2 separate regions of the Mus musculus genome follow, and region 2 is linked to region 1. The links are chromatin loops, found by intact Hi-C in ENCODE. Cell type or tissue: left cerebral cortex. All regions are shown on one strand. Each heading gives the region's core, and the rest is flanking DNA. Links, peaks and the distances in the headings are about the cores only.

Region 1 (16,703 bases), core at 4,139-12,138:
ACCAATGCTATGTACTGTAAACACATAACAGCATGCATACAGCAGTGAAGCATAGTCTCTACCACAGGAAACCAATGCCACTGCACCACTAAGTTGGTTACAACACCAAAAAACTAACTCATCACTGATTTGCAGAGCCAGTATGGATAGTGACAGATAACATCTTAGTATGAAAATGCCTTTGACCTCATAAATGAGCTAAAGAAGACCACCATGATTCTCAACAGTACAGACCACTGCCTTAGATAATAAAGGCTTTTTCTTGTTACGTTACTTCTTAAATGTCTTTTGTATTTAAAACTAACACTGAATAAATAGTTCAGAGCTTTCAAAAGCTGTGACATAAGTATCTCCAGAGGGGAAGGCAGAAAGATTCCAAGTTCAAGGGAAGCCTGAATATAGAGGAAGTGGAGTAGGCAGTAAGACAGAGCCTGCTTCAATAGGGTGGGAGATGACAGATGACTCCCAAAAGCTGTCCTGACCTCCCTTCCACAGGCACATGTATACCTGCATGCATGCACACAGGTGCACACACGAGCACATACACACTCACACTCCCTACCCCCCCACACACAAATAGATATATTTAAAAATAGTAAAAGGCCATGGTTGGAATTGGCATGTGCAAATCCTCAGCTGAGCTCCAGTTACGTCAATAAAACTCTAGATCTTTATAGGTTGTAGATACAACTTATGAACTATTTACTTTTAAAGAATTTACTTTCCAATATGTAAAAATGAATGTCTGTGTGGGTATGTGCACATAAGCAGGGGCTTACAGAGGTCAGAAAAGAGAGTTACAGTGGTTGTGAGCCATCAGATGTGGGTGGTGGGAACCAAACCCTGGTCCTCTGTAAGAGCAGGGCATGCTCTTAACTGTGGAACTGCACCTCTAGCCCTGATGTACTTGTTAAAATGCAGCAATGTGCCAATTATCCAACAACCAAATCAAACTGCTTAGCTATAAAAAACAAAGGGCTCAAACCCCAAGTAATAACACAGTGTATTCATCTTTACTTTGGAAAAATTTCCTGAAATATTAATTAGCAAATTTATATACACAAACATCATACATAACCACCTAAATCCAAGAAGAAAAAGTAGATATATGGGACTGGCATTGTATCAGGAAAGACTGATGATAAAATATATAAAAATTAATGAGAAGTGAGAATATGAATCAGAATATAAGAGGAAAGACCAATAAACACATGAGAAAGACAGCATTGAGATGTGGGAACAGAGTGATTTATTTAATCATTTCTCATAGTGTAACATGTAATTTTAAAGTCCTGGCACACATTACTAGCATATTCAAGAAGACTCTTACTTTGAAAACTCCTTTCCAAAGCAATAATGTTTAACACAAGATTATATTCAACTACATGAAATTTAAAAAGATGAACATGTTAGCAAACATGAGGTAATATTCACATTTTCTTTGGTTCTCTCAAAACAGATGCATCTTTTCAGCCTGAGTAAGGTGAGGGATGGCTATGAATAAGACCCACGCAAAACTGTAACTGTTCTTCATGAGGTGCTTGGTTTTCTTTAGTTTTTATATCTCAACTCTGATTCTCAGATGTGAATTTTGTAGATGACAATAGCATGTTGTATGTCAAAAGGCTGGACACATTTGTTAGATGCTGCACCCAGCATGGACACACTCACCAGAGCCTGCATTCAGGACGGTCTGCCTTAGTAGGAATGTCCTGTGTCTGCTCTGCTGATAATAGTCAAAAGACACATGTGGCTACCGAGGACTTGTGACTATTGTAAGTTACAAACTAAATTTTTATTTTAATTAACGTATCTAAATATGGGTTTTAGAGCTACCACACTGAACAGTACAGCTAGAGTCATTCACAAAATTGCTCTACTGGCAAAAAACTTTAAGATTCACTTAGTTATACAAGTTACAGAAAACATTATAAACTTGGATTCATTTCAGTTCAAATAACTTCTAGTTTGGAATGATCTAAAAAGAAACCACAACCAAAATGGACAAAAAAAACCCTTCGGACTTCCTACCCTATGACACTGAAAGGAACCATATCTGCAGAAAGCCTACAATGGAAGAAGTAAATTGGTTGTTTGCTTCATAAATTCAACTAGTAGTTACACTAAGAAGTGTAATCGTGTGTGTTTAGCCTAGAGAAAAGCAAAGGTTGGGGATGGAGAGGTGACTCAGCACTTAAGAGGACAGGATGCTCATCCAGGACCCTGGCTCAGTTCCTTGCACCCACATAATGGCTCAAAACCTTCTGTAATTCCAATTCCAGGGAATCCAATGCCATCCTCGGGCCTGAAGGTACACACATGCACATTCAGGCAAAACATCCAAACCAGTGAACTATAATAATAATAGAAAATCACAAGGTGAGTTCCAGCTCTACCTTTGGATCTTAGAGTCTGATAAAGTAAAGTGAGCTGGAAGAACAGACTGCACAGTGGGAAAAGTCAGTCTGTCTCACGGGACAGTAGAGAAGAGTTAACTTGGCCTCCGCGCTTTGAAGGCCCCTCTGAGGAGATGACAAACAAACTAGGGCTGACGGGAGACCCTCACACAAGAGTTTTTCCAGGTAGAATCTCTGTCAAGGCCCTGGGGAAGGGAAGGTGTTAGACTGCTAAAATCAAGCTGATGACGCAGGAGCAGAGGAGAAATTAGGAAAAGGGTGCAAGATAAACTTGACCAACCAACCACTCTCCTTATTTAAGCAATAGAAGCAGTTTTAAATGGTATAACAACCCACTTACCAAAGAAAGGGTCCTGGCCTAGCTGCTTTCGGAGGCTTTCAACCACAGGGTGACCAAAAGTGATATTGGGAACAAAATGCCTGCAAGACAAAAGGAAAATCTTACTCCGAAAACATTTCTAATCCCACTTCTGCATTTTTCAATATGAATTCTGACAAGAGAACAAGGAAAGTTTAGAATTCCATCCCCCCCCCAAATAATCCTTAACATTTTTAGTATTAGACAAATTAAACAGAAATAACCAGGTAAGATCAAGTTTACAATTGATGTGTGCTGTCACATATATCTTCATAATGACAAGTCTGCAATTCATAGTCCATAGCAAGCAGAGATGGAAAGATGACAAAAGACACTTCCAGACTTGTTCAAGGGGAGCACCGGTTAATACAGGATTCTATCACAGGCGTCCTGAATCTTAGCCTCTAATCTACTTCAACCACAGGCCACTAAACTATTGTTTAAACCCTTTAAATAATAACCATTAAAAAAAAAATAACGATGGTTGGTGAGATGGCTCAGTGGTTAAGAGCACTGACTGCTCTTCCAAAGGTCCTGAGTTCAAATCCATCCCAGCAATCACATGGTGGCTCACAACCATCTGTAATGAGATCTGACACCCTCTTCAGATAGTAGTGTCTGAAGACAGCTACAGTGTACTTACATATAATAATAAAAAAAAATTAAAAAAAAAAAGTAACGGTACTTATTGGAGCTAGTCATAGTGTATTGAGAGCTCAGTTCACGCCAGGGGTTATAACTTTCTTCATACCTCAGACTTAGTAAAAACAGATATGATTTACAGCCTCTTTGAAAACATGGTAACTTAACACCCTTCAATCACCTGGTTCATAATCTGTGGGACAGAATTCAAGTTAAGTCAGTCTGACCTCAACCCCAACGCACTTAACCTTTAAACTCCTTAAATACTAGGTGCACACAAATATTCTGAAATCCAAATAAAACCCCAAATCTGAGACAATTCTGCTCACAAGAATTTTGGATGAGAGGAATTCAATCTGCACCCCTCCCAGTCCTCACTAAATGGCCGATCCAGCTCTTGATGAATAGAACCATGGGATGGAAGACGACGAAATCCCAGAACAAGTGCATGGAATCACACTCAACTGCTGCGTTAACAAAAAATAAACTATAGTGCTATGGTCCTGAAATGTAGACTGAGAAAAGCTTAACAATAATGCCCACGGAAATGTGAAGAAAGAAAATAGCAAAAGGAAGATTATAATAAATACTTTAAGTATTCTGTAGAATTCTGAAATATTAGAAGATCACAGGATTTATGAAACATTGATATCTGTAGGACCAGAAAAGCCGAAAAGGAAGAGAAGGCAAAAAAAAAAAAAAAAAAAAAGCACGCTTAGGTCAAAGGGACAGGGTGTTGACCACAGCAGGGGTAGACGCCATCGGATTAAGGATGGTCAACGTTACACGCAGGTGTTCGGAGTTTACTGCGCTGTAACTATCAAGTGGGGTATGAGCTTCTTAAGAAGTAATAAATACAATAAAGCACAAAGATGGACTGAGTGATAAGTGCAAGAAGGAAGGCAGGTGTTAATGCTAAGAATCGATAAAAATGACAAAAATAGGAAAATAAAAAAAGAGGGCCTGTCAACAACTGATTAGATGCAGCAGGGAGTAAAAGAGTTAAGTTTTCTTCTAGCCCAGTGTCATACAATCAGTAAGTGCTGGCAGGAGGAGTTAACACAGGCAATGAGGCTACAAAGGGCAGTCTCAGCATTCACCTGCCAGTACAGATACTAGAACAATAGTCCTGGGGAGGGAACAGCAACTCACATTCTCGGGATCGACCTGAGAGGGTCAGAACGAGTGGGCCATGGCTACGTTCTCTAACCAACTGATCCCTGGAGGTTCAAAGATTATTCCACTGCCTGTCCAAGGGCCATTACTGTCAGGGCTCAATCACACACCGATGTTAACTCCACCAGAGATACGGGGCTGGTAAGCAGGCAGCAACAGGCTGTTCTGCAACTTCACACTAAGTCTTCAGTCGCATATACTGTGCTTGTACCGTGTGGTCTTGAAAATTAGTTTGCTCAAATTTAGGTTCCATTTATTATTAAAACAATCATGACAAGTATCATGGGCTGAGAAGCTGAGAATCTAATAAATACAAATTTACTTGAGAAACACAAGAATAACATGTAAAAGTACTGACCTCCAAGTTAAGTGAACAATTTGTGCTCTTGGTAATAAACTCAATGACCTGGGTTTAATAAATTCACTAAGAGCCCAATATGCACCAAAGTTTTCATGAGAAACTAAAGGCTTGTGGCTAAGCCATAACTAAAAGGTGCAAAAACCTAGGCATGCAATCAGGTGTTTCGGAACTACCGGACAACATGAATTATCAAAGGATTTCCAGCCTCTTTATGAGAGGTACTGAGGTTCCAAAAACCAAAGAACATGATTTTTTTATCAAATGCCTCAGATTTCTTACCAGAATAGGAAATCCTAAATTAATTTTCTCGAAAGCAAAGGAATTCACCAGAAATGCCAGCTTCATCACTATTTCACTCTGACATTCCCCACGACCCTCCTCAGAAGGAAAGTGTAACAAAGGGTTCCTCGTGCCTGAAACCAGGGACTTGCTGGGGATAATCCATAGCTGCTGTAACAGAGGAATCTACGTCTCCTCTCTTAGCAGGTCCCATCAGCATCCCTATACTTTAGTAATAACTGGAAGGCAGTCTACTGCAGACAAACCAACAAACAAAATGTAAGAGGATTACGGTTGGTACAAAACGCACCAAGACAGGAACCAGAAAATCTTCCCGGGGATCAGGAACTGGAGAGTCTTTGGCTGGTGGCAAAAGGAAAACTGAGCAGGTGAGCCAGGCTAGAGAAGGTAGGGCCCAGGACACAATGAGAAACTGGTTACAGATGCTTGCCTTGCTCAATTCCACACAATCAAGGCCTTACCAGAATACAGAAGAGAATTCCAAATCTTTGATATCTCCAGCAAAAGTCAGAAATTCAGTATTTATATAAAATCTCTCCAACGTAAATGAAATGCCAATGACTAATTTAGAAGTAGCCGTGTGTGCGTTGCTCCCATAGTTGGGATCAGCACATTCCAGCTAGCATTCTGCCATGGTGTGTTTTGTGCTTTTCTCAAAATGTGTTTCCAGAAAAACAAACCTGTTCTTTACTTCAGATATTTAACCATACTTGTGTCTGGCCACCTAGTGTTTCTTAGCCTAGTTTCTGACTTTCTAGATAAGATCAGTTTGAAACAGAGAAGAAAACGGAGGGGTGGAGAGTAAGCAGAGGAGGCTGGCCACCTTTGTAAAGGGATCCCACAGCTCTCTTCTGGAGACATCAGGCTTTGTCTATTCTGCCAGAGTGATGGGAAAGGAGCTGTACTTCCCCAAACTGGTTTCCTCTTTTGCAAAAGATGAATGGAAATAGCTTTTACTTCAAAGGAAAGAAAAAAGGTAGGTATAGATTTAAAGGCATAAAAATTGTTAAAAGTAGAACGATTTAAAATAATTTTTTTGCCTTATTTACTAACTTAAGTCTGATATGGGGAAGGGGGCCAGCTGGGGGAAGGGGGGGGCATCGGTGATTCTCAGAGATGCTTTCTACTATTACTAAGCAATGATAACATGCTTTAATGTCTCTTATCAAGGAAAGTCAGATCCTGCTCTTGGAAAGTTTACAGTACACCAGGAGAGAGAGACATAGCAATATACCTTACTCTTCACGATAACATATTAACCTCAAAGAGTACCTGGACAGCCCACAGAGCCCTGGCCCTACACAAAGGACCAGATATCTAAGGAATTCTGAGAGCAGGAGACACAGTCTCATCCAATACCAAATGGCCAGCTCTGAAAATATACACACAAGTGGCATTATACAGACTGAGCAGGTCAAATTTATGTATTTAGGGATATATGTGTGTCTGTATTTTTACATATGTATTTAATAATATTTTAAAAGGTCATGGTTTTGAAAAAGAGCAAGGAGGTATAGGGTCTGTGTGAGGGTTTGTGGGAGGAAAGAGAAGGGGGAATGATTTAGTTATATTATATAGAATCTCAAAAACTAGACACGTTTAAAAATAAGGTTAAAAAAGCTGGGCACACTCAGGAGGCAGAAGCAGGTGAGGCAAGCCTGGTCTACAGCAACATTTGTATTAGCAAAGTGAAAGCACTGGTGTCCACCCCTCCCCTCTGCATCAAGCAGGCTCATTACACCTGCAGTCTGTGCCATGCTAGGACCCCTACATTTTCTCAGGCATCGAAATCAACACCATCTCTGGGGTACACATTCCAGCCGGTCAAGGGCTTTCAAGTAAGTGTTAAGAAAAATGAGATTTAACCACGGAGAGCCAAAAGAAACAAAACTGCTATGGACAAAACAGCAGTGATGTTAAAAAGAATTAGTGTAACTGAGTGTGGGGACCCGTGCCCATAATCCCAGCATTTGGGAAGCTGAGGCAAGATTTTGAGTTTGAGGCCAGTTAAGATTTATACAGACCTTGTCTCAAAAAAACCAGAAAGAACAGCAAAACCTCCAACAAGAAACGAAACTGATGTAAATAACACATATTTGCCAATGTGACTGAGGGCAAACAGATTTTGCTTATTTGAAATAAATTTATTTTTCTATCTCACTCCCAAGGTCTTTTATAATTTTATGTAAACTTTCGGTGGGAAATGCTAGTCAAAAAGCCAAGAAGATTCAAGTTCCAAGTCTGTCACAATCTTCTGTAATCTTGAGCAAGTCCTCCAGCCTCCTTTGGGTCTAGGTTTGTTTCCTCACTTTAGAACCAACTTAGGAAACTTGTACCCTGATTCTGAGCATTATAACTACAGTGCTTAAAAATTACTTACAAAAAAACTGACCTCCCTGAAGAGCAGGGTGCCTGAAGAGAAAATAGACAGGAAAATCAGAATTCGAATGGGTTATTCGATACAACTAACAACTGCAGAGAATCTGTTACACGCCAGGCACTGGACTTGCTCGTTTCAAGTTCCCCAAGACGCGGAAGCGTTCTATGATCAATAATCCTTCCATTTTCCTCACACTGAACCCGAGTCCCAATCAAGGCTGAAGCGGCTTGCCTAAGACAAGTCGGCAAGTGGTCGAACTCCGGAAGCCCATCCAGGTGTCAAGCTGAGGCTGTCTGCCGGCTTTGTCGAGAACTAGTTAGTTATCTGAGTTCGATCGAGCAAGTCGCGCCTGTCCCGTTGGGCCTCAGTTTCTCTACGAGTTCACCAGAGGAAGATCCTGAACACTGGAGGTGGCTCCCGGGTCCTATCACCACAGGTTACGGGGTGGCGGGGAAAGGACCGGGCCCCAAAGTCAGCCAGGGCCGGCTCGGTGCCCTCGGCAGCGCGCTTGGCCAGGCAGCCCGTCGTCGCACAGGGGCGCCGTGCACCCAACAGGCGCTCGCTGAGGTGCAGCGACGCCGACCCGCGCGGCCAGCCCGCCCCGAGCCCCGCGGAGTTACCCGTCCATTACATCCAGGTGCAGGTAGTCGGCCCCCGAGTCCAGCATGCGCAGGCACTCGGCCCCCAGGTTGGCCAGGTCGCTGTTGAGGATGGACGGGCCGATCTTGCAGCCCGACGCCATGGTGCCGGTTCCCTAGAGCGAGTGAGCCCACGAGAGCCCGGGCCAGCCAAGACTCCGTCCCGATTGGGCGCGCCGCACTGGCTCCGCCCCCTCCCACCTCGCACTCTCTTCCGGACTCTGCCGGAAGCAGCTGCCCTGCGGCGAGGAAGTCCCGCCTCCTCCTGGGGGGGGGGCGTCAGCTGGCTGGCTAGGGGCGGAGCCAGGTGCAGAGCTTCTGCCTTCTGTCTTGGATTTCCAAGGATCTTCTGGCTTCTTTTCCTTTTGAAAGGGAAAATAGTTTATTGAGTACAATGTAAGAAGTTCTACGGGTTGATCAGCTAGACTACCACCTACAATGTAGGAAATTTGTTTTTATTTTTTTCTCTGTTTCATACACGTATAGCATATATTGTGATCATATTCAACCCCATTACCCTTTCTTACCCCAGCCACTCCTCCTGACCCCTTCTTCCCAATTAACTCCTCTCCTACTTAAATAACTTCACCTCACGTGTCTGTAGGTTTTGTGCAGGGAGCCACAGTTGCTTATGCAATCATTAATTGCAGCATTCCGTTGAACTTCCCCCACCCTCTGTCTCTTACAGTCCTCTCTTCTGAGATGTTCCTTAGTCAAGCTGCTGATAACTGGTGACTGCTGAGTACTCAGTGTAGGAATTTTTGCAGTAGCTGAAAGTATAACGTAAAAACAAAATTCTAGGCCTTTAGGCCCAGGCATGGGAATGTGACCTCTGTGACTTAATGATGCTAATCATAAAACAGATAGCGACATTCCTCCACCCACCCGCTTCCTGGGTTCAAAGAGTGTTCATTCAAAGAAAGTCACCCTGACCATTGCTATGCAAATGTGCTATTGTTAGGGGCTCTTAGAAACTGTCTTGAGAGATAACTGGAACAATTACCAGGTATTCCTTGTGACTCTTGTGACTTTGCACTTCCTTGGGACTCTTAACTGGTATCTTTGGTATTTTCCAACAAAGCCCTCCCCACTTCCTTGAGTTGTGGTTTCTTCCTTTAAATACCTCCTTACCCAGCTAATCGGTGTGCCACAGACCTCTACCCCTGCGTGGTGTATGACCGTGGGCCCGAGAGCCCTCTTGAATAAGTTTGCAGTAAGACCGTTTCTTGTGTGATTTGGGGTGTCGCCTCTCCTGAGTCAGAACGTGGGGGAGTCCTCACGTTGTGGGTCTTTCATAGCCAGTCTGATAGAGTTGCTATCCAGCCATAATTCTTGAAATGGATAAGTGGCGTAATGTCAAACGTATCCAGAGTCTGGGCCAGGAAAAAATGAAAAGGTACATGAAGATACACGTGGATAGAACAAGAGCAATTCCTAAAGAACAAGGATAGGGCTCTCATAGTTTTATTAAAAGCATGCTGGTAATTTAGATGCCATGGTTTCTGCAGGGGACACAGTTAGAAGACAATAGTCTTTAATATTCTGACTTGGGGATATACCAGCATTCCGGGTCATAATCCGGGCAGTGAAGTCAATTTGGCTTGCTGTCTTCCATATCTACATTTTGCTTTATTTTGAAAGATAGAAGATGAGAAACAGAAGTAGGTAGGTATCAAATATGGCGGTAGAGGGACTGGGGGTGTTTACCCATTAGTGACTTTAAGCTAAAAATGGCTTTAGGCTTCCACTTTAGAGTGGAAGTCTGAAGAACAAGAGATGAAGGAAGGCACAGACCAGGTCTTGAAAAATGATCCTGAATGAGCTATCCCATTCCCAATGGAAAGAAGTGAAATTAGAGCACATTAAATGATCTTAGATTTATTTTATTATATGTGCATATTCAAACACAGAAATCATTAGCTTTCATAAATATCTTTCATAAACATCTCAGTATTTATTCAGATGCATTTTCCATGCTCTTTGGTCATTCAGTATTCATAACAGACTTTATAGTCATCTGAAGGAAGTTGGCTGTGTAGTCAATCCTTTGTCTTCACCTACAAAATGGCTAATAAAGGACTTTAATCCCATGGTCACAGTGACTATTAAAAATATCATGGAGGTACGTAGATTTATGATCCTAAATGATCTTTAAATAATATAAGTAAATTTATCATAAACTTTTCCAAATACATTCTGCCCTCTATTTGTGTTTATTCTCCTGAGTGTCAGATCAAAGTTTGCTTCTAAAATGCTGCAGTTGAGACCCACAAAAATAAATGAGGAAGTGGGCTAGTTTACTCACTGCTGAGACACAAGGCCATGGATTGGTAGTGTGAGGTCACAGAGTGAAAGTGGGACTCTATGTGACAGCAGCAAATTCGGGAAAGTTCTCTGGTAAAGTATCCTGTGTAACTCAAGGAAGGTACTTAGTTCATGTTTTGGACTATAATTCTATTCATTTATGACCTTTTCTTCCCTATGGATCTCAGTACACACTCAATTATTTCCTCGGAAACTCTAGGAGTGGGCAGCAAAGTGGAGAAAGTTCTTCACTGACTAAAAGAACAGATGCTAAAAGAGAGATGCCATCCTGGCTTAAGTTACTCTTGGAGGCTTGAAGCAGAAAACCAACAGATGCCTCCAGCACTGCCATGTGCCCAGTGGTACCCCTTGACAGTGTTGTTCTCAGTGACTTGTTCCAACGCACTCAGTAACTCACTTCCCTTGTCATAAGAATCAAATAATCTAATAGAATTATAGAAAACACTGAATGCTGCGAATGAAAGAAAAATGTCTATTCTAGAAAATTCTGCATCCAGGATTTAAGCTGCTTTAATCTGGATAGTACACATGGGTACTCACTATCATGGATGATGTATTTTTATTTCTCAAGGTTTCTCTATAAAGTTGCTTTCCAAAGGAGCAATTTTAATTGGATGTAATTGTTTAATACCTGGAAAGTGGGTGCCTGTTTTATCCTTCCTCTGAATGAGATAAATATTATTAAGCATCACAGATTAAGATATAATCTAATTTTACTAATATATTGATCAAAAGTGATAATTAGTTCTTGTCACATTTTTGAATATTACAAAAGATTGTCAATTAACTTGAACTTTTATCTTAACTGTTTTCTTTAAGTTATTCCTTCAAACTCCAGGTAACAGTATTCCTGAGAATACATCTTGTGACAGTCTTATGCACATACATATACTTTAGTTACCACACATAAACATTCAACACGTTTAAGGACACAATAAATGGAATAGATGAGAAATCTCAAAAGTCCCAAGACGAGAGCACTCCCACTCTGTAAGTCCCCATTTCTCAGAGTGGTCATGTCTTTTCTTTTTTCCAAGATAAAACATTACTTAGCTTACTGAAAAAGTTAATAATAGACTTCCATACACGAGAGTGAAGGAGTCAGATTAAAAGGCAGACAGACCAATAAAATCATTTCTCAAACAGCCCAACACACTTAAAATATATAAAGGTATTTAGGGTTATTATTGAGTATTTAACAATTCTTTGACCTCTATACTTCTTAAATATCTGACACAATTATAGAGATTTTGAATCACAAGTCCAAAAGAGGGAACAAAGCACAGACATATAAACGCACACAACTCAGACACTTGTAATTACCAAACATAAGGCCTCTAATGCTAGTTGAGCAGCATAGTTTTTAACAGGCAAAATATATCAGCTTAGAACCAGAAAACCACTTACATGTCCACTTTTGCACTTAGAAATGAACTGCACATTAAGTATAAATGATGTGAAGGTGTTATAACACAGAGAAGGTTTGTTTGTCTCCTGGATTTCCCATGCATGTTCTCAGCCAAAAGGCCAAGAAGGTGGTTCTGCCCTGATTTTCTGACCTGGGGGATTTTAAATTTTATCCTAGTTAACTTATAGGTTACCTTTCATTCTCATGGTGAATGGGATCATAGCCCCAAAATATATTTGATTTTATAAGTCACTGTGCTCATTTAATAAATAATTCTAACATAAAAATCGTTTCCTTTATTATTTGTATGGGTTTATAGGTATTTTCTTTATAGTATACATTTTATAGCCAACATAGTCAATATTTAAGCATATAGAATATATTTTAAACTCATCTCAACATAATCAAAATCTCTGTTTAACTTCTACATGAAGACTAACACACACACACACACACACATCGATGTAGGTATGTTATGAGATTTTTTTCAGGGTTTAGTAGTTACATTTCTCTAATGTAAACTGCTAAACTTTTGAAAAATGTTTATGAACTGCATGATGTCCAGCCCTTCAATAATCGACTAAGTACTGGCCTGACAAGCCTTTCAAATTTTATTCTTTTTTTTTTTGAAGTAACTGCACTTTAAGTTAAAGCCCTATTTGTAATATATACAAGCTGTCTGAGTCTATAAAGAAATTGATTACTCTGACTTTCCTTCATTAACTGTGATCTCCTAAGGATCATAGAATATTTGACAACTGAGAAAAAGTTAATTTCTGATCTAGTTCTAACAATTTAACTTTAATGTATGAAAATACGCCCTCAGGGGCAGGCACAAGGACAGCAAGGGAAAGCAATCCTCTTTCCCAATAGGTCCTAATCCGAACGGTGATGTCATCATGGGTAGAATTAGGAATGCCATCTCTTTCAAGCAAAGCTATTTACATTTAGCTTTTTCATAATTGTATAGCTGTCTATGTTATTAATTCAGAATCATATCTGAGATTCTAGATATTCTCTGTCTAATACAGTAGATATGAAATGGAATGATATGTGGCATTAGAATTTTGATTTATAGGATGTAGTGAAAGGACAGTTAAAAAATAAATTTTGAAAAGTCCACGGCTCTAAAAATAGTACGTTTTTTTTTTAAATAACCAGCTATATTATTGACCCAAACAAAAATGGCTGCAGGGTTTATAGTTTAGTTTCTAATTATTTTTCTTGCTGGTTGTTTATATGTAAATTTCTATGTATATAGCCACCTAATGTAAAATTTTGAAACTACAAAAATAAACATTGTTGTGAGATGTATAATGTGAGTATCTTAAGAGACTGTATTCCCTTTTAGAACTTATCAGTATTATGAGGGCAGTAATATTAAATATTCTTAACTGTCTGTAGTAGTATATTCTTAGCTGCTCAAAGCAAGCTATACACAGTGTGCAGTGAGACGGCTCTTCCCTTTGTTCTTCCCTGTTACAGTCTTCACACAACTAAAGACTTTTAGCTATTGATTTTTAAGATGTTTTTGAAACATTAGGAGTTTTGGCAGCAAAATACACTCAGACTTAATGCCACCCACAGGCTATAAAGTGCTGTTTTAGAATTAATAATTTTCATCAGAAGCATTCTATCGTCAGCAGTCTTCTGTAGAGTGCAGAGCTCCTGTGATACAGAACTAAACGTGGGACTCATCTAGTGCTGAGTCTGTGTCTCCCAGCTCGGGAGGAGTGAAAGTGAACTGGCTGGACAGCAGGGGATTCTCCGTGCCGTTCTCCTCACTGATATGAAGGACAGTGTCTCCATGCTGTAGGAGGCTGGATGTTTCAAGGCCAGTGAAGTCATCCGGGTCTGACAGTTGAGTGGAGAGGGGGCAGTGAGCTGTGGCACCTTGTATTTCTTCGTCCTCCTTTTTCTCTCCTTCTTCAGCAAGAAGGGGCTCACTCTGTGATCAAAAGGATCATAATATCATGGACAAGTAGGATGGGTACCAGAAAAGAACATAAAAACTTCTGCATGGCTCTAACTGGACAAGAAATCAAAGGTGAATTTCAGGCTATGTCATAGGCTTTCAAAGCATTGGTTTTCTACCCTTTGACATAGTGTTTGGGGTTTTTTTTGGGGGTGGGGTGGGGGGAGGAAACATGCTTATAGACTATAAAAATGAACCAATTCAAGTGATGTGTTACACTTCTTTTAACTATAAAAGACTATGCAAATGTGTATATTAATATTACCATTTAGGTTTTAAAAATAGTGCATCAGAATATGATACTTATGGAAATTCATTTATATAAGCACAAGAAAATAATATTAAAACAATGGGGGAAAGTTTTAAGTCCGTCTGATCTTTAGGACATAGAAAACTACGTAAAGACTCCATTGATGCTAGTAACTTCATTTGCTGTAATTGAAAAATACTTCAACTACATATCAAATTTCTGTTATCAATGATTTTTCCAGCTGATAAATAATTTTTTTTATGTTTTGCACTAAGACTCCTCTTGGTTTTTACTTAATTATCAATACATTGTTGAATAAACACTTTATTTAGATTGTCTTTTTCACCATGGCAAAAATAGTATCTGTTTGGGCAATAAGATGTTACAGAAACAAACTTAAATTATTTGGAAGAAATGTGCATATCTAAATGTTTCCTGCGAATATGGATTCAGGAAACAGCTCTTGACTGTCTCTGCAGTGCCCTCACCTGCTTGGGAGACAGGCTATGAAGATCTGCAATGATAATGGCGGGGGAGGATGTGAGCACTGGCTTCTCTGTTCCTTCTGGCTTCCTAGCTCGGCCTGGGCTGCAGCTCTGTGGTTGGCCCGTGGCAGGAAATATGTCTGTTGGGGCAGCTGTTGGCTCTGGCTGAGCCTCAATGAATGTCACAGATCGCTTCTGATCAACTGTAAGTAAGAGGCAAACCAATAGGTAGGAGAGAATTGACTACTTAATAATGGCATGAACTAGTGATTCATCATAAAGACATTGCTGGTTTGCAATAAGTGAGATCCAGTAGGACCATTTTATGTATTTTGATTTCACCTTCTTATATAGAATAGGAGTGAAGAGAGAAAAATCATTCTACACGAGTGTCCTAAAATACGATTAGCAAAGGTTCGCTTATCATAATGACCCTCCTAGCGATGGTCCTACAACTAAAAAGCCGAAAGAGTTATTCTCTGTGCCTTTGTCTTTAGTAAGACAGAATATTCTAGTTCCTGGATTGAGTAGGAAGACTACAAACTTTTGTTTTATATTCAAGTTCAGAATATTAACAATTTACCTTGGGTTCTTCCATTTACCTAGATTCACTGAGAATGGGGAGAGGTTGGGAAAGATGAGGAGAAGAAAAAGTAGTAAAGTTTCCTGCTCTCCGTATCCTAAGACCTCGCTCTCTAAAGGGGAGCTGATTGCATCAGCTCAGTTTCTGCAGGATCAGAGGGAACCCAAGGGGTCTCTCTCACCAGATGGTTTTGTTTTAGGTTGAATGCTCCTGCGAGTGGTGGACAGTCGAGCTCCATGGCGGTTTCTGGGTTCCGTTTGAGTCTTCTGCCTTGACAGGAGAGGGCGTCTTAGCTGAAGAAAATAGATAAAAAATAAAACTGCAAGAAAGTCCAACTGTCTGGGAACAAGAGACACCGTGGGGTCAGGTGACTCTGACTCAGCTCTCCTACCTGTTCCTTCCTGTAGCCTTGGAACATTAATGGATGCGAAATGCCAAATTTGAGAATTTCAGTGGCTAGGAAACCATAAATAACACCCAATGCCTGACTTTTGCATACTATGTTCAGCTATTGCTGAACATATCTCAACTCTCAGAGAGATACATTAAGAAACCTGAGCCTCTAGTAAAACATTAGACTCAAGAAGCACCCACAGATGCAGCAGGCAGAACTTCACTCAGATTTTTATTTACAAAATCATATGTGAGCCAGGAAAGGTGGGTGCACCTGGAATCCTCGTACTCGGGAACGTGAGGCAGGAGGATTGCCTGTGACACCAGCTTGGACTATATAGTGAAACCCTATCTGGAAATTGAGAAATAAGAGATGAGAAGAGAGAGGTGTGAGGGGGACAAGGAAGAAGGGGGCAGAAGGGGAAGGAGAAGCTGCTGAGAAACAGAGGAGTCTCATCTAAGGAAACCAGTCCTCTACTACCACTCTCAGGCTGGCTATTAACTCCGCGTGACCCAAGGCTGGCATTAAACTCCTAACCCCCCTCCCTCAGCCCCCTAATGTGGGAATGTGGGTTTGCTCCACAGCACCCAGCTGGAAAAAAAAATCTTTTGTTTCAGTATTAAATTAAATCCGGGTCTCAAAGTAAGGAAGGACCCTGTCTTTGTCTCTCTGTAAAAGAAGATGTCCGGTGAACTGTGTAACAGCAAGCTCAAACTCTGCCAGTGAGTCTGGCAGCGAAAGAAGCTTGCCAAATGGAGAACAAGAAGACCCATTATAAGCCCCATGTCCCTTAGCAAAAAGTCAGCTTCTCAGAACAACAGCTTCGCATTTGAAATAGAATCCTCATGTGCCCAGCTTGCCCAAGAACTTACCATGTTTAAGGCTGCTGTACATTGCTTATTTCAGGCTAGAAGACCAATTGTAATCTTAATAAACATTAGCAAGCATGTGGCTCTTCTACCATACAGGATGACTCTCTAAGCACTTCAGGGTCTTCTTACCTGCCTCAGG
Region 2 (16,703 bases), core at 3,918-11,917, 140 kb before region 1:
ATCAGCTAACTGAGAGCTCCTCAGATAGGTGCAGATGGCTCAAGAATAAACATATCCCTGAGAGGAAATGCTGCGGTTGACTAGATAGATGTTAAGGAGAGATGTTCTTTTTTAATACAAGGACTATTTGTGGATGAGTGTTCCTGTTTGGTTGTTATTATTTTGCCTGTTTCTTTGTTTGAAGCAGGGCCTTGCTGTAGAGGCCAGGATAGCTTTGAACTCATAAATCTCCTGGGTTCTCTGCCTAAGTGCTGGCAGTACAAGGATATACAACTATGTCATGTTAAGCTTGTTCAAATTTTAAGAATATTCCACCTTCTTTAAGCTAATGCTTTTATCTTTACAAAATCAAATAATATTGAGATACTGTCAGGTTCCTGAAAACCTGATTTTCAAACTTACTTTGTCAGTGTTTAGTAACAGTTTCTTCTCTGACATCAGTAATTCCTATGGAGAACTTCTCATTCTTTGATATGCCAGTGGGCATTATGAATCTCTTAAGAATTAGAGATAGTATATCTTGTATCCTAGAAAATTTCCTTTTATAGATTGTCTTGAATCACTGATATCATTCAAATCAACTTTAGGAAGCAGCTACCTAAGTGCTGTGATACGCAGACTCAGTGGTACCATCTGTACCTGGTCTGTGCAGGCCCTGGTTTCGATGTTGAATAAACAAAGCAGCTTGTCTGAGCCTGGAATTGACGGTACATTAGGAGTGCTTAGCTCAGTGTGGAAGACTGGCAAGAATTCTAGATGATGTGATACCTGAGCTTAGTCCAAGGTGCGTAGGATTTGCATTGTTAGAGTTAGAAGGGGCCTCCATAGGGGCGGAAACGTGATTTTCAAATACACATGGGTCTGGAAGGCACTGGGATGTGTGAGACGAGGGCTTCAGTAGAGCTGACCCAAGGGCAGGAAACAGAGGCAAAATAGGATGAGAGAAGAGGCAGGAGGGGTGAGCTGCCATCTGTTTGTGAGGAGTTTTTATGCCTGCTCAAAGGGTTCAGAGTGTATCTTGAAGCTAGCTGTTGAAAGATGTTGGGGTGTGACCTTGGAAGGATCACACTGCCGTATAGAGCAGCCCCTCTGGGCAGCTGATGGATTATGGATGCAGTTGTTGTGAGAGCTGTCTTAGATCCTTGTACAAGCCCTGAGGAGAGCCGGGAGGGGAGTTAGTGGCAATAGTAGAAAAGGAAGGAAGCAGACTGGAACAGTAAACGTGGGCCAGAAAGAACAGCACCACGTTGACTGGGAAGCGGATGGCAGCATAGTTTATTAAAGCATTTGTTGAAGTAGGGGATATGTTGACATTCATTGTTGGGCAGGAGTATGGGGTGGGACGGACATGTTCTGCGAGTGAGTCACTTTGTGGAATCCAGTAGGTCCAGATTGTATCAGGCAATGTGGGTGATCTGGGCATGGAGGCACACCCCTGTACTCTGGAGGCTGAAGCAGAGGGATTTTAAACTCTAGGCCAGCCTGGGCTACAGAACAGGTTCAGGCTGTCTGCTTAGTGAGATCTTGTCTCATAAAAGAGGAGAAGAGACAGCATTGGAGTCTCAGGGGGGGACTGGAGGATGACTAAGCCCTGACAGTTGAGGTCACCTCAGGCAAAGTGCAGAATGAAGTGTCAGTTATGAACTGCTTTGGATTATCAGCCCACTTTTCCTGTTTAGCTTGTCATTCTGCCCCCATCCCCCACCACCCTCCACCACAACACTTAACCATAGCACTGTCCTTACTTGGGTGATTTTGAAAGAAGTAGTAGGCAATCTGTATAAAATGAAAAACAAAAACAGCCTTTTTTTTCAAAATCCAATCAGTCTAAGAGCTTAGTGCCATTTAAAGCAAATTCCCTTTTCCTCTCTATAGCTCCCCACTAGAATCCAACTTACCAAGTGAATGGGCAATTTGGCTTTATTTTAAAGACACAATCTATTAGTTTCTTATTACTGTTCATCTCACGAGTAGTGGGAAAACTGTAGACACTTCCGTATTGAAGCAGTGGAGATCCCTGCTCTTCATTAATCTCGCCTATGCAGCAGCTCCCCTGTGTGGGCGGAGAGATGGGGATGCTTCTGGTGCCCATTCTAGTCTTATGTGTGCTCCCTGAGTGTAAGCGTGCACATAGACCCGAGGATTGCAGAGTATCACAGTGCATCTTGATATTCCTGCAGGTGTTCATCACTAATGGCTGGTTAAGTGATCTCGTGATCGTCGTGGCCGTCACCAACCGTGAAGCTCGATCGCCTGCCCATGGCATTAGCCTCTTTTTGGTGGAAAACGGAATGAAAGGATTTATCAAGGGCCGGAAGCTGCATAAGATGGGAATGAAAGCTCAGGTAAGCCGTGGTTTGAATCAGACTCTCAGTCAGAAAGTAGATACGCAGAATTGCTCATGGCGTCTTCCTGAGCAGAGTGTAGGTATGTTCTCAGAAACAGCAAGGGAGACTTCCTTTCAGTCACGCTGCTGTCTCTGTCATACTCAGGAATGGGAAGGAACCAGGGTGTCTGAATATCTGCTTTAGAAATGGGAAAGTTAGCTGTATTGTAATAAGTCACCTGTTTGTGAAATTTAGAAGATTGTGAGGTAATAGCAGTATTTGTTAGATGTTATCAGAGAACATGTGAGGTAATAGCAGTATTTGTTAGATATTATCAGAGAGCATGTGAGGTAATAGCAGTATTTGTTAGATATTATCAGAGAGCATGTGAGGTAATAGCAGTATTTGTTAGATATTATCAGAGAGCATGTGAGGTAATAGCAGTATTTGTTAGATGTTATCAGAGAGCATGTGAGGTAATAGCAGTATTTGTTAGATATTATCAGAGAGCATGTGAGGTAATAGCAGTATTTGTTAGATATTATCAGAGAGCATGTGAGGTAATAGCAGTATTTGTTAGATGTTATCAGAGAACATGTAAGGTAATAGCAGTATTTGTTAGATATTATCAGAGAGCATGTGAGGTAATAGCAGTATTTGTTAGATGTTATCAGAGAACATGTGAGGTAATAGCAGTATTTGTTAGATATTATCAGAGAGTGTGTGAGGTAATAGCAGTATTTGTTAGATATTATCAGAGAGCTTGTGAGGTAATAGCAGTATTTGTTAGATGTTATCAGAGAGCATGTGAGGTAATAGCAGTATTTGTTAGATATTATCAGAGAGCGTGTGAGGTAATAGCAGTATTTGTTAGATGTTATCAGAGAGCATGTGAGGTAATAGCAGTATTTGTTAGATATTATCAGAGAGCATGTGAGGTAATAGCAGTATTTGTTAGATGTTATCAGAGAGCATGTGAGGTAATAGCAGTATTTGTTAGATATTATCAGAGAGTGTGTGAGGTAATAGCAGTATTTGTTAGATATTATCAGAGAGCGTGTGAGGTAATAGCAGTATTTGTTAGATGTTATCAGAGAGCATGTGAGGTAATAGCAGTATTTGTTAGATATTATCAGAGAGCATGTGAGGTAATAGCAGTATTTGTTAGATGTTATCAGAGAGCATGTGAGGTAATAGCAGTATTTGTTAGATGTTATCAGAGAGCATGTGAGGTAATAGCAGTATTTGTTAGATATTATCAGAGAGCATGTGAGGTAATAGCAGTATTTGTTAGATATTATCAGAGAGCGTGTGAGGTAATAGCAGTATTTGTTAGATGTTATCAGAGAACATGTGAGGTAATAGCAGTATTTGTTAGATATTATCAGAGAGCGTGTGAGGTAATAGCAGTATTTGTTAGATGTTATCAGAGAACATGTGAGGTAATAGCAGTATTTGTTAGATATTATCAGAGAGCGTGTGAGGTAATAGCAGTATTTGTTAGATATTATCAGAGAGCGTGTGAGGTAATAGCAGTATTTGTTAGATGTTATCAGAGAGCATGTGAGGTAATAGCAGTATTTGTTAGATATTATCAGAGAGTGTGTGAGGTAATAGCAGTATTTGTTAGATGTTATCAGAGAGCATGTGAGGTAATAGCAGTATTTGTTAGATGTTATCAGAGAGTGTGTGAGGTAATAGCAGTATTTGTTAGATATTATCAGAGAGCATGTTTTGCTTAGTGTGTTAGAAATTCTAACCTCCCAGTACCTAGAGAACCGGAGAGTGTCAAAGCCTGAATGACTGTGCATTGCACCAGGAAAGCCACCATTGTGGAATGAGATAGATTTAATTAAAACTCCCTGGCTTATTACTTATGACTTAATGTTCAGGCTCCAAGTCCACTCCAGTTTGTCTCTTGGTTCTTCATTGGAAGTTAAAAAACGCTACGGGGCTACTGGGAAAGGGATGCGCTCATTCTCTGCTTGATTCCCGTTTCTCAGGACACAGCAGAACTATTCTTTGAAGATGTCCGATTGCCAGCTAATGCCTTACTTGGAGAAGAGAATAAAGGCTTCTACTACCTCATGCAAGAGCTTCCACAGGTATTAAATGCCTAGGACACCGTTTCTGTCTGGGTTACATGCGTCTGGTTAGATACTGAGCAGAAGTAGACTACAGAGCTGTATAAAAAAGATCCACACATGTCAAGCTTGCGCTACAATGATCATCTGAGTATAGTATAAAGTTGCATATAAAGAAATATCACTGTTAGGCAGATGCTCACAGCCATTGAATTGGTCACGGGGTCTCCAATGGAGGAGTTAGAGAAAGAATTGAAGGAGCTGAAGGGATTTGCAACCCCACAGAAGGAACAACAATATCAACCAACCAGACCCTCCAGAGCTCCCAGGGACTAAACCACCAACCAACGAGTGCACATGGAGGGACCCATGGCTCCAGCTGCATATGTTGGCAGAGTTTGGCCTTGTAGGGAATATAAATGAGAGGAGAGGCCCTTGGTCCTGTGAAGGCTTGATGCCCCAGTGTGGGGGAATACAAGGGTGGGGAGGCGGGAGGGGGTGGGTGGGTGAGGGAACACCCTCATAGAAGCAGGGGGAGGGGGAGGAGATAGGGGGCTGGGAGTGGGGACTGGGAAAGGGGCATAGCATTTGAAATGTGTTTGAAATAAAGAAAACATCCAATTAAAAAAAACAAAAGAAGAAGAAGTATCCCCTATTAACAGGCCAGATAAGAAAGTAGCTGAACTCCGCAGGACCCATCCAAGCAGAAGGACAATAGGTTTCCGGGGCTCCTCAGAAGGACCTCGGCTTTAATGGAGAACTTTTAACTCTTTGTAAAGAGCATCCCTGGGAATGTTTGGCAGGTTGTAAATAACCGCAAAGGGAGGAAGGTGTTAACCAGAAAGCTTCCTCACACCACAGTCTTCCAGTCAGTCCTCTGGGGCTTCACACCACAGTCTTCCAGTCAGCCCTCTGGGGCCAGCATTGCCTAATCGTGCAGGCATACAGACTGCTGCTATACGTATGTGCTTGCCTTTTGCCTGGCAGCAGCTATGGCGCAAGCTAAGCATGAAACTGAAAACAGCTAGTGGCGCAGTGGTTAGGTAGAATTCAGAAATCGCCAGCGTGGTGAAATCCGGTGACTACCACCGCTATTTTACACCAGTCGGTAAAATTTGAACTGTGTGCTGGAGGATGTAGCATCTGTGAGGTTGACAGTGTGGTTACAAACCAAGCCCCTTAGGTAGCACGGTTCTTAGATATGTTCCGATAACCACAGATGTCTGTGGGAGCCTTTTCTTAGCACTAAGAGGTAAGTTAAAAGTTAGTCTTTGGAAGTTTATTATAAAAAATATTTATAGGACGTCTTGAAGTGGCATAAAAGAGGTTCATGTAATAATGCTTACCCTTAATTTGGGGGTTCTAGGAAAGGCTCTTAATTGCTGAGTTGGCGATTTCTGCCTGTGAGTTCATGTTTGAAGAAACCAGGAACTACGTGAAGCAAAGAAAAGCTTTTGGGAAAACAGTTGCACACATACAGGTACGTTTGTCTTTGCATCTGGCTTTTTATCAAGTTAGTCATCTCAGTTGGGGCAGGGTGAAATGATAATTAACGGTAATTTGATGCCAGGGGTGTTAGAAACTTAAAAGTAGGTGAGATTGGGAAAGGGAGAGCAGAGTGGAAACGCTAAGATGAAGAGGGCCAGGCCAGAGTCCTGAGGACACTGGAAGGCCTGAGGCGACATAGAGAAGGTCTACAAGAAGGCAGATCCAGAGAGGCTCATCACAGAAGCCAACAGGGAAGACTTCAGTAGGTGGGTGTGGCGTCCAATTTGGACTCTTAGTCTCCATGCAGTTAGCACGTTAAGGGAAAGGTAGAGTGTGGAACATCGAGGGCGTGCTGAGGCATCGTAGCCAAGTGCAGCTTCTGTCCTAACGTAGCTCCTGAAACCTGCATAGTCTAGGCAAGCTGTCTTCTGGCAGAAAGAGTTCCTGTTTGCTAAGTCTTAATGTTTGAAATTCTATTTTGGAAAGAGATAGGAAAAGGAAAATAAAATGTCTTTTTCTTCAATGTCTTCAAACTGTGTAGTTCCTAGGGTTGATTATGACACTAACTAACAGTAAGATTAGATAGAGTAGATATATAGAGGGTGGGGTTTTTTTATAGCTAAATCATAATATATGCTGATAACAATTCATGGTTTTGCTAACCGTTCCAAGGTGTCTTCAAGTCCTGAAGTTCCAAGATAAGTGTCAATCCTTGCTTAATTGTTCTTTTTATTAGATATTTCCCTTTATTTACATTTCAAATGTTATCCCCTTTCCTGGCTTCCCCTACAAAAATCCCCTATCCCCTCCCCCATCCCCCTGCTCACCATCCCACCCGTTCCCATTCCTGGCCCTGGCATTCCCCTATACTGGGGCACTTAATTGTTTTTAAAATTACATCTTAATTCCTTAATTCTCTTCCTCCCTTCCTTCTCCCACTTCTTCTCCCTCCCTCCTTCTCCCCCCTCCCCCCCCCCCCCGTGGATGTGTAGGGGTATGCACACCCATGGCAAGTGTGTGGATGCCAGAGAACAACTTGTGGAAGTTGATTCTCCTTCCACATGTGGGTCTTAGGGGTTGAACTTCAAGTCATCAGGCTTGTCAGATAGTGTCCTTACCTGCTGGGCATCTACCCATTCAGGAGGATTTTAGTAAATTCACGCAGTCACTTACGTTCTCTCTCTGTCTCTGTCTCTGTCTCTGTCTCTCTCTCTGCGTGTGTGTCTAAGTTCACTTAGTTATTTACAAATATTTCTCTCTCTGTGTGTTTGTGTGTGTATAAGAAACAGACAGACTCTCTGCATGTGTGTATATGTATAAGAGAGAGAGAGACAGAGACAGAGACAGAGACAGACAGAGACAGACACAGGCTCATAGAGTATAGACTGACCTTGGACTCCTGACTCTTTACCTCTGCCTCTCAAGTGCTGGAATTTCAGTTCGTGCCACTGTGGGTGGCTTTCTCCCTTAATTCGAACTGCAGTTTTTACTGTTCGCACAGATATCAGTAACCATTAAAGATACTTCTGTGAGCATGTCGATCATTCATGAAAAGCATGCTACCAGTATCAGGTGGTGCTTTCAGAAAGCCTGATGCTGTCTGTGGTGAGGCACAAAGGCTAATTCTGTTCCCTAGCCCCTGGTTCGGTGCCAAGAATATGTAAATATTTAATCTTTTTATCTTCAGACAGTAAATTATGTACTCTTGACGGCATTTGTTATTCTTAGCCCTCTGGGCCTACTGGATGTGTAAGAATTTTAAGTGAGCCCATGCTGGTCTGCATTTTAACTTTTAACTTCAGCTTCTAGAAGCACCAACTATTTATATAGAATAGCTTTCCTATGAGAGAGATCTTGATCCTTACATATTTTAATAGTGTATAAATCCTCACATGTAATATCACATAAGGCAACAATTCTTGAGAATTGTCTGATACTCTCACCCTACCCCCAGATTTACCCCTCATAAGAAATGCTATGTAATGTCCTGGAATAAAGACTTAGAAGTCAGGCTCCAGGGTTTTCTATGTCTATAGAAATTTAAACCAGTCTCCTTTATAGTTTTCTCTTTGTAAACTTGAGTAAGGTGGAAGTGAGGAACTTTATGCTGATGAAAAGGTAGAGATTTGGCCAAAGGAAATATAGATCTAGTAGAAAAGGACATAGAAAAAAAAATGGACATGCTAGCATGCTCCAAATCAGAGGCCTGGATGCTCAGGCAAGGTTGGGTGTGACCAGCCTCTCCACTGCTTGGTGTCAGAATCATTAGATGGCAGTTACACTTTTTAGAAGAGAGAAAGGCAAAACCACAAGACACTGCCTCCACTCCCGAGAGAGGGTTTTTTTTTTTTTTTTTTTTTTTGGTGTAGCCTTGATTGTCCTGGAACTGGCTCTGTAGACAAGGCTGGCCTAGAGCTCACAGAGGTCTGCCTGCCTTTGCCTCCTGAGTGCTGGGATTCAAAGTGTGCATCACCCAGCTTGAGGACGGGACAGGCGGGAGATCAATCAGGAGCAGCCAGAATGGTCTAAATAGAGTGCTGTCCAAGCTCACCGTTGGCTATCTACTGCAGCAGGAGAGGACATAGTTATTACGTAATAATAATACATAGTTATTAACACTTACAAAGAAGACCACTCCGAGCGAGTTGGAGGCTGCATGAGAGGGATGGGAGACACTGTAGGTTACTGGATGGAGTAGGGTCTCTGCCTAGTCTGTTTCCATTGTTAAAACTGTGATAATTAGATAATAAATATTTGATGATGCGTATGTGATTAGATCGATTCATCTTGTCCCTTAGTCCTGTTCTGTTATTTTAGTTTAAGGCACAGGCACAGTAGGGAAATAAATATCCTTAATGTCATGAATGCAGAGGAAATCCTGTTTAACCTCCAGAGAAAACTGGGTGTTCTGGCAGCTCCTGCCACGAGATGGCGCTCACACATTAAATCATGATGTTTAAGCAGTTTCCTTAAACTGTGACAGGTATTTTTTACCTAGTGTATATCATTTTGCTAAGATTCAGGGTTGTTTGTTTTTGTTTTTGTTTTCATTTCAGTTCATGTATGCCCTTTTATCGGAACCCCCCCCCCCACACACACAGTTTCACTTTCGTTTTGCTTTAGAATTTTTTTATTATGTAAACATTAGAGGTGCTGAGTGGAAACCTGAACTTTTACCATGCTCTCCCCCCCTCCCTTTGTCTCAAGACGGTGCAGCATAAACTAGCAGAATTAAAGACACACATATGTGTCACCAGAGCTTTTGTGGACAGCTGTCTGCAGTTGCATGAAACCAAACGTCTGGACTCCGGTTCTGCTTCCATGGCAAAATACTGGTACGCGCATTCCTATAGTTAAAGTGCAGTGTTGGTCCAGATTACCGTGGGGTCCTGCCAGCCTTTAAACGCAACCTTGAAGGCATTAAAAGGAAGAAGTCCGAACGTGAAAATAGCAGTAAAAAATTAAAAAAAAAATTTTTGTTTTTGAAAGTTCCATTGGGTCTGTTTATAATGTCCTAAACATTACTCCAGTTGGTATGTAACTTTTAACTTGTTATTAAGAGTAAAATATTGAGAGCCTGAAGCAGGGTCAGTGAGTACTGTACTCCATTCAAGTAATGAGTTTAATTTTAGATTATCTAAAGAATGGCAGAAAAGCAAGGCAGAAAGAATAGAAGGATAAAACTTGGGAGTCTCACGGGCAAGTCCCAGTCCATTCAGTAGGTCAGACTAAATTTAATTCTCTAGTGACAACTTTGGATAGAATGTGAGGTGTTTTCTAGATCTAAGAGAAACACCAAAGTATGGACTATCAGGCAAAAGTCCTATTGGGTTTAGAAAGATTTACAATTTAATTAAGGGTCACTAACAATGGGTTAATGGCGAGCTTGAGAGTGCAGGACCCCTGTTAAGTTTTTTATGCATTTTAAGACGCAAATATGGTTCAAATCATATGTGGAATGGAATTGTTTTTTCTTAAAGAAGAAAAAAACACTCATCTCACTAACTCAGAAGCAGACTAGAAAAATTCCCTTTGTTATTTATTAACTCAGGTTCAGTCTAGTCATTGCTATATAAGGGAAATATGCAGAATGGTGTTTTGTGTAATGATTTTATAATGATTAGATGATGAGATTAAAAAGGAATGTGAAATTAGCACGAACCTTCACCTTGGGGCATGGAGGGGGGTGTGTTTTACATTTATGAAAAGTTCTTCGGCTTACAGGAAAAGGTATTTTAGGAAGAGCATTTTGCATAGTTAATGCCCTTGCTCTCATCCAGGCTTGTGGATGTAATGGTGCTGAATGTTAAAAGTTCGTTTAAATTGTTGAGTGGTGAGAAAGCTTTTTTGAGGCAAGGTTTCATGTGTCAAGGCTGGCCTGCCATTCACTGTGTAGCAAAGTCTAGCCTTGAACCTCTCATCCTTTTGCCACTATCTCCTAAGTGTTGTGTTATATGCATGCATTGGCACCTCAGGTCTGCGCGACAGGGGTTGAACCTAAGGATTTTAAGTACTGTACCAACTGAACTGCCTTTCTTTCTCTGCTTATTATTTTGATCATTTAGGGCATCTGAATTACAAAACAGTGTAGCTTATGAATGTGTGCAACTCCACGGAGGCTGGGGGTACATGTGGGAGTACCCGATTGCAAAGTAAGTATGGCGGGCGCTTCTACAGCACTTTCCTTTCCTTTCCTTTCCTTTCCTTTCCTTTCCTTTCCTTTCCTTTCCTTTCCTTTCCTTTCCTTTCCTTTCCTTTCCTTTCCTTTCCTTTCCTTTCCTTTCCTTTCCTTTCCTTTTCTTCTTTCTGTTTTCTTTCTTCTTCTGTTTTTTTTTTTTGAGATAGGATTTTTTTTCCATTTATTTTCCATCCCAGTTATAGCGCCCTCTCTTTCCTTTTCTCCCAGTCTCACCCTGAGAAATCCCTCCCCCCATTAACACCTTACTGTCTGAGGAGAAGGGAAGGACCCCTACACACCCCTAGGGACCACTTCACCCTGGGACATCAGGTTGCAGCAGGACTAACCACATTTTCTTCCATCGAGGCCCAATCAGATAGTTCAGCTAGGGGAAGGGGATCCAGTGGCAGGCAACAGGGTCAGAGACTACCCCCAGCCCCACTTCAGTGTCAGGGGACTCACATGATGACCAAGCTGCACATCTGCTACAAATGTATAGGCCTAGGTCCAGCCCGTGCTGTTTGGTTGGTGGTTCAGGCTCTGTGAGCACCCATGGGCCCAGGTTACTTGATTCTTCTTGTGGTGTTCTTAACCCCTCTGTAAACAAGACAATTTACAGATGTGCCCCTAGGCTAACCAGCTTGCTCACTCCTATCCCCAGCTCTTACACATGACTCCTTAAGCTCTGCCTGATGTTTAGTTGTGGGCCTCTGCATCTGTTTCTGTCAGCTGCTGGGTGAAGCCTCTCAGGAGACAGTTATGTCAGGCTCCTGTCTTTCTGGGTCTGTGTTACCATACTCAGTAACCATCTAGTTCCATCTATTTGCTTGCAGATTTCATGATGACTTTTTTTTAGTGGTTGAGGAGTACTCCATTGTGTAGATGAACCACATTCTCTGTATCCATTCTTCTGTTGAGAGTCATCTGGGTTGTTTCCAGCTTCTGGCTATTATGAATAATGCTGCTATGAACATAGTTGAGCAAGTGTCTTTGTGGTATGGTGGGACATCTTTTGGCATATGCCCAGGAGTGGTATAGCTGGGTCTTCGGGTAGAACTATTCCTAAATTTCTGAGAAAATGCCCAATTGATTTACAAAGTGGTTAGACTAGTTTGCACTGCCACCAGCAATGGAGGAGTGTTCCCTCACCTCCACATCTTCGCCAGCATATGCTGTCACTTGAGTTTGTGATCTTACTTTGTAATCCTGTCTGACCAGGCTGGCCTGAGAGTCACAGAGATCTACCTGTCTCTGCCTCAGGACAGGGATTAATGGTGTGTATGTGCCGCCATATTCAGCCTATGATGCTCGATCTGTCTGTCTGTCTGTCTGTCTCTCTCTCCCTTCCTCCTCCCTCCCTTCCTTCCTTAATTATATTTTATGTGATTTTTTAAAAATTAAAAATGGAATGTTTTCATACAGTATGTTCTGATTATGGTTCCCTCTGTCCTAACTCCTCCTAGGTTCTCCCCACCTCCCCACCCACCCAGATGCACAACTCTTTCTTCCTCTTTCTCCATCTCCTTACCTTGATGCTTTTCTTGTTTTGTTTTGTTTTGTTTTGTTTTGTTTTGTTTTGGTTTGGTTTGGTTTGGTTTGGTTTGGTTTGGTTTGGTTTGGTTTGGTTTGGTTTGGTTTTTAGAGACAGGGTTTCTCCGTGTAGCCCTGGCTGTCCTGGAACTCACTTTGTAGACCAGGCTGGCCTCAAACTCAGAAATCCGCCTGCCTCTGCCTTCCAAGTGCTGGGATTAAAGGCGTGCGCCACCACCACTCGGCAAGATAGTCCATTTTTAGAAAATGAATTCCTTCATTTCTTCCTATTCTCTCTCTCTTACTCTCTCTTTGAATTACTTTTTTTTTTTACTGGTGTGGTAAGATTCCCTGACAAAAGCAATGGAAGGGAGACACGTGTTTCCTTCGGCTGCCGGTTGGAGGCTAAAGCCCATCAGAGTGGGTTGTTCTGGCTGCAGGAGCTTGCAGTTTGGACCTGCCGTTCAGAAGCAGAGTGTGAAGGATGCGGCTGCTCAGCCGATGGCTGCCGTTCTATGCAGTCCAGGACCCAAGCCTAAGTAGTGCCACCTAACTTTGGAGTGAGTCTCCTACCTCAGTTAACCCAAACAAGACAATTTACAGGTGTGCCCCTAGGCTAACCTAATCTACATTACTCTTCATTATTATACCTGGAAGTTTGTGCCTTTGATGTTTCCAGATGTTGTCAAGTTAATAATCAGAACTGGCCATCGTAGGAACTGAACTCAGGGCTGTGCATGTGTTAGGCAAGCAATTTGCCACTGGCCACTATCTCTAGCTACTTAAACAAACAAACAGAAAAAGCAATACAGAATGGTCCACTTACATAGTAGAAGAATTAACATACCATGCCTTAAGTAATTATTTTGCTTGAAAAATATAAAAGGTTTTTTTTTTCTGAATGGAATTTTTATTATGCTTCTTTTTATTGGGTTACACATAAATTTCCTCAGATCAAACAGTGACAGCTACAGCTGCAGTGTCTTCCATACGTCTCCCTCTTCATCAGCTCTTCTCAGACTCTTGCCTCTCTTTCACGTTTTTCTTATAATCGTAGAACGTATTTTTCCTCTTACTTAACAGTCTATTCAACTTAGGAAAATTGCCCAGGGAAGTTTTTGACGACTGCTCATACACACCCACTTCAGTTCTGAATCTGCAAGGAGGAATGCTATAGGCTTCCAAAGACGTTCCGCATTTGTTACCTGGGTGCTTTGTGTAGTTCGGAAAACTATCAAGGACATAAACACTGTTAGCCTGACAGCGTTTGATTTCCTCATCCCAGCAAGCCTAGCTAGAGCTGTTCCCTGTACTTCTAATCCTTTTTATGGAACATGAGGTTTTTTTTTTTTTATTGCCGTTTCATTAAGAACAGAAGTTCCTGTGTGGGTACAACCTGCTAATTCTATAGTTACCACACAGCTTAAAAGCTTTAGTTACTGGATAGCTATAATTTATAGTTTCATAAAACTCACCATCAATCAAGTGTTTTTCTCTTTTTGAGAGAATATAAGCGTGAAATTGATTTTTTTCCAAATAAATCATTTGACTTAGACTTCCAGAGCTACTTCAAGCAGACCTTACTCACAAGCAGAGCTTCCTTTTAAAATCCTGTGTAGTCATGAAATACAGCTGTGTTTTTGAATTATGCTAGCCCAAAGGTTACCATCACTGGAATTTTTCCCGTGCATTTTTTTGTTTTTGAAGTGCTCATCCATCTTATAAAAGGGCTTTGGAAGCAAAATGGTAATGGATGTTTATATCTGTGTGTGCAAGCTCTTGTAACAACTCCTTCTGGGAACAGAGGCATGTGTGGCTTCGTTTACGTTCTCAGAAAGGCATGCTAAGTCGAGGGGTCCACTACCCTGGGATGAGGTTAGCGTGTCCCATAGCAGCAGTGCCTGCTTTCTTAGAGTCCCTTGCTTCTAAATAAGCAAGATAACTTGTGGATTGATCATTATAATTTCTGCTTTCAGCTCAGGAGACTTGAACTCCTTTAAATAATAATAGCCACTCTTGGCTGGGTTGCCAGTTCAAAGAGTATGTGAATCTTTATCCAGACAGCTCTTTCTGTCCCCAAAGATGTTGGAAATCCTGATATCACAAAAGCTAGTTACCTATTAGACAGTATGTGCCTACAGTGTACAGACTTTGATTTAAAGAAATCATCCAACTTTTGATTCTTACATCTGCCCCAGGTTTAGCTACATCATTAGTGTAGGGATGGGTAGGGGGAGAAAGAGATAGAGAACTGATTGAGGCAGGAGCTTTGTAGGGTTTAAAAAGTTGTCTTGTTCCCCTTTAGAACTTTTAGATAGTTACTTCCTGGCACGTGAGCTGATCTTAGTTTTAGGCGTTAGGTTTAGCTTTAGACCCTTGGAGATCTCTTAGCCATTCTAGGCGGAGAGAAGCTGGGACAGAGAACTTCACTGCAGTTAAACATTTCTCTCCTGCTTCTCTCTGTTAATGTTAGTAGAGTAAATTTAATTAGTAACTTATGAAAGGCCTGCTGGTCTGCCATTACATATCCTGGTAGAACTACTTTAATGTAAAAAAGAAATGCCCAGCCCAGTTCAAAAATGTCTGAAGTCTTGGGATTGTCCAGGTAGGCTGGAGTGCCAGGCAGGTCTTCAGAAGATGCGAGTGCTTGGTTTTGTAGAGAACAAAATCTTCCTGGGGCTGGGGGCAGGGTTTACGTATTTCAAAACGTACTTAGAGTCCCCCCCCCCCATTCATCGAATAGGTAAATATTCAGTGAGGACCCACTTATCTGCAAGGCACCCCGGGAAATGTGGAAAAGTGTAAGTTCAAAGTTAGTCATATTCTGAGAAACAAGCAATTTTATCTCAGAAATTAAATAATTAGAGCCCCACTCATATATTTGAGAACGGGCTGTACATTTTCCTTCCATGAAAAGTCTGGAGCTCAATAACTAGTTTCACAGGACTGGGACAATGAAAGTATTGTGACCTAATAAAAGTTTGCTTGCCAAAGAGGCAAGACACCTACATTCTTGTTCCAGCCTGACGGTTATCTGTTATGTCACCAGAAAAGGGTGATCATTAATTAGCAACTACATCAGCCTCTCTCTGTTTTTTTTGTTTTTTGTTTTTGTTTTTTTTTTAAACCTGCAAAGCAGTAATATTTATCCCTCTGGATTCTAGAGGGCTGAAGAGAAAGGAGAAAGGGTGAAAACGGATACATTGGCTACTCCTACAGCCGTCAAAGCGAGGCCTGGGCTGGGGGTGTGGTGCGGTGGGGGAGCGCTCTCCCATCAAGACCCTGAACTCAGTTCCTGTATTAGTCAGACTTCTTTCCCAGCATCGGAAGACAGAGGAGTGAAGTCCTGGCTGAGTGCTAGTGTCTGTGTGTCTCTGAGGGCTCAGTCCCTTAGGATTTGAATCCCAGCTGTGACATTTCCCCCAGAATAGGCTATTTGTTAACTTTGGGGGCGGGGGGAGAAGTAACTTTTTAAAACATTAGGTGGTGGTTGTAGAGATGGAATGAGAAGGAATGTCTAGAAATAAGTAATTTATTATTTTAACCCCTAAGGTCAGTGGCTTTCAACTTTCTGGGGCAACTAAAAGAGAAGACACTAAGATGTTCCAGGCATAACTAAATGTAGATGTTTTCAGTCGCTGTTTGTTGTATAAGTTCAGCTTTACAAAGCTATGTCAGGGTACCTAAGCGTTATTCTGAATGTAATGTCTCAGTGGCTTTTACTGTATCAACCTAGTATGAATGCTGTCCATGAAAAGTCAGTTATTTATAAGAGGCTCCTATTGCTCAGAGTTCCTTAACCAATAGTTATCTGGAAAGATGGGGCTTAAAGTTTCTACCATTTCTATATGAATTACACTATCTTCTAATTTATCTAGAGCTTACGTGGATGCTCGGGTGCAGCCGATCTACGGTGGTACCAACGAAATAATGAAAGAGCTGATCGCAAGACAGATCGTCAGTGACAGCTAGACATCTGCCTACATCCTGGAATCCTATTACATGCAGCTAATGCGGATTCTAATCTACTTGAGATAAAGTGTAACCTGGAAAAGGGGGGGAAATGGTAAAGCTGGTTTTATGTATGATTGTTACAGAGAAAGAAATAAAATAGAATTCTAAAGATTAACACAGGGAGAGAGAAATTTTTGAGCCCAAGAGTCTAAAGTTTTGTCATGAAAGGTATAACCTTTTTTCATGCATATACAGTGAATATAAAAGATTTTCTAACTGAAGAGCCTTTTAATGTCTTACTTGTCTTTCAAATTCTGAAGAGCATAAGTTGGCTTTCATTCTTAAAGTTGAGGCAGAATTTAATATTAATAATACTTACAAGACTTTGGAAAGGTCAAATAATTGTAACTTATATGAAGTCATTTCAGCTACTTTTTGCTCCATATTCCCCCAGGACATTGGTTCCCACCATGTTACCCCCAACCCCATGTTTTTTAAAGTAATGAACAGAACCCTTCAGAAAAAAGTGGACCGTACTGTATATAATGCACATAGAGGCAATTGTGTATCAATATTAAAAATAAAGTAAAACTTAAAGCATGTGTAGACCGTGTGAGGCCCTGGGGAATGAGAACGTGTTCT

Evidence for each region. Hi-C counts contacts between places; a loop is a spot of excess contacts. Peaks named below come from ENCODE experiments on the same cell type or tissue, not always from the same donor. Only the 100,000 strongest peaks of a DNase experiment are listed, where the experiment ranks them.
Region 2: a loop joins it to region 1, with 3 times the contacts of the local background. A loop is called at or near these places in 3 of 42 quality-filtered maps.

The regions. Positions count from the first base shown.
Region 1 is chr1:66,692,580-66,709,282 of GRCm38, reverse strand. It overlaps Unc80 (unc-80, NALCN activator), which reads right to left. Exons shown (of 65, transcript NM_001368824.1): 62 at 16,694-16,703; 63 at 15,480-15,591; 64 at 14,719-14,918; 65 at 10,133-13,953. The coding sequence ends at 13,687. It overlaps Rpe (ribulose-5-phosphate-3-epimerase), which reads right to left and starts at 8,452. Exons shown (of 6, transcript NM_025683.3): 1 at 8,255-8,452; 2 at 2,758-2,837. The coding sequence starts at 8,376. In left cerebral cortex, for the core only: no CTCF peak of the experiment used is centred there; a DNase peak (open chromatin) is centred at 8,460; H3K4me3 peaks cover 1,578 bases; H3K27ac peaks cover 917 bases.
Region 2 is chr1:66,830,810-66,847,512 of GRCm38, reverse strand. It overlaps Acadl (acyl-Coenzyme A dehydrogenase, long-chain), which reads left to right. Exons shown (of 11, transcript NM_007381.4): 6 at 2,181-2,345; 7 at 4,331-4,432; 8 at 5,778-5,891; 9 at 9,107-9,234; 10 at 10,465-10,551; 11 at 15,986-16,674. The coding sequence ends at 16,079. Among named protein-coding and RNA genes, the nearest start is that of Gm27934, 17 kb to the left of the region's middle. In left cerebral cortex, for the core only: a CTCF peak has its summit at 8,823 (motif pointing right); a DNase peak (open chromatin) is centred at 8,816; H3K4me3 peaks cover 400 bases.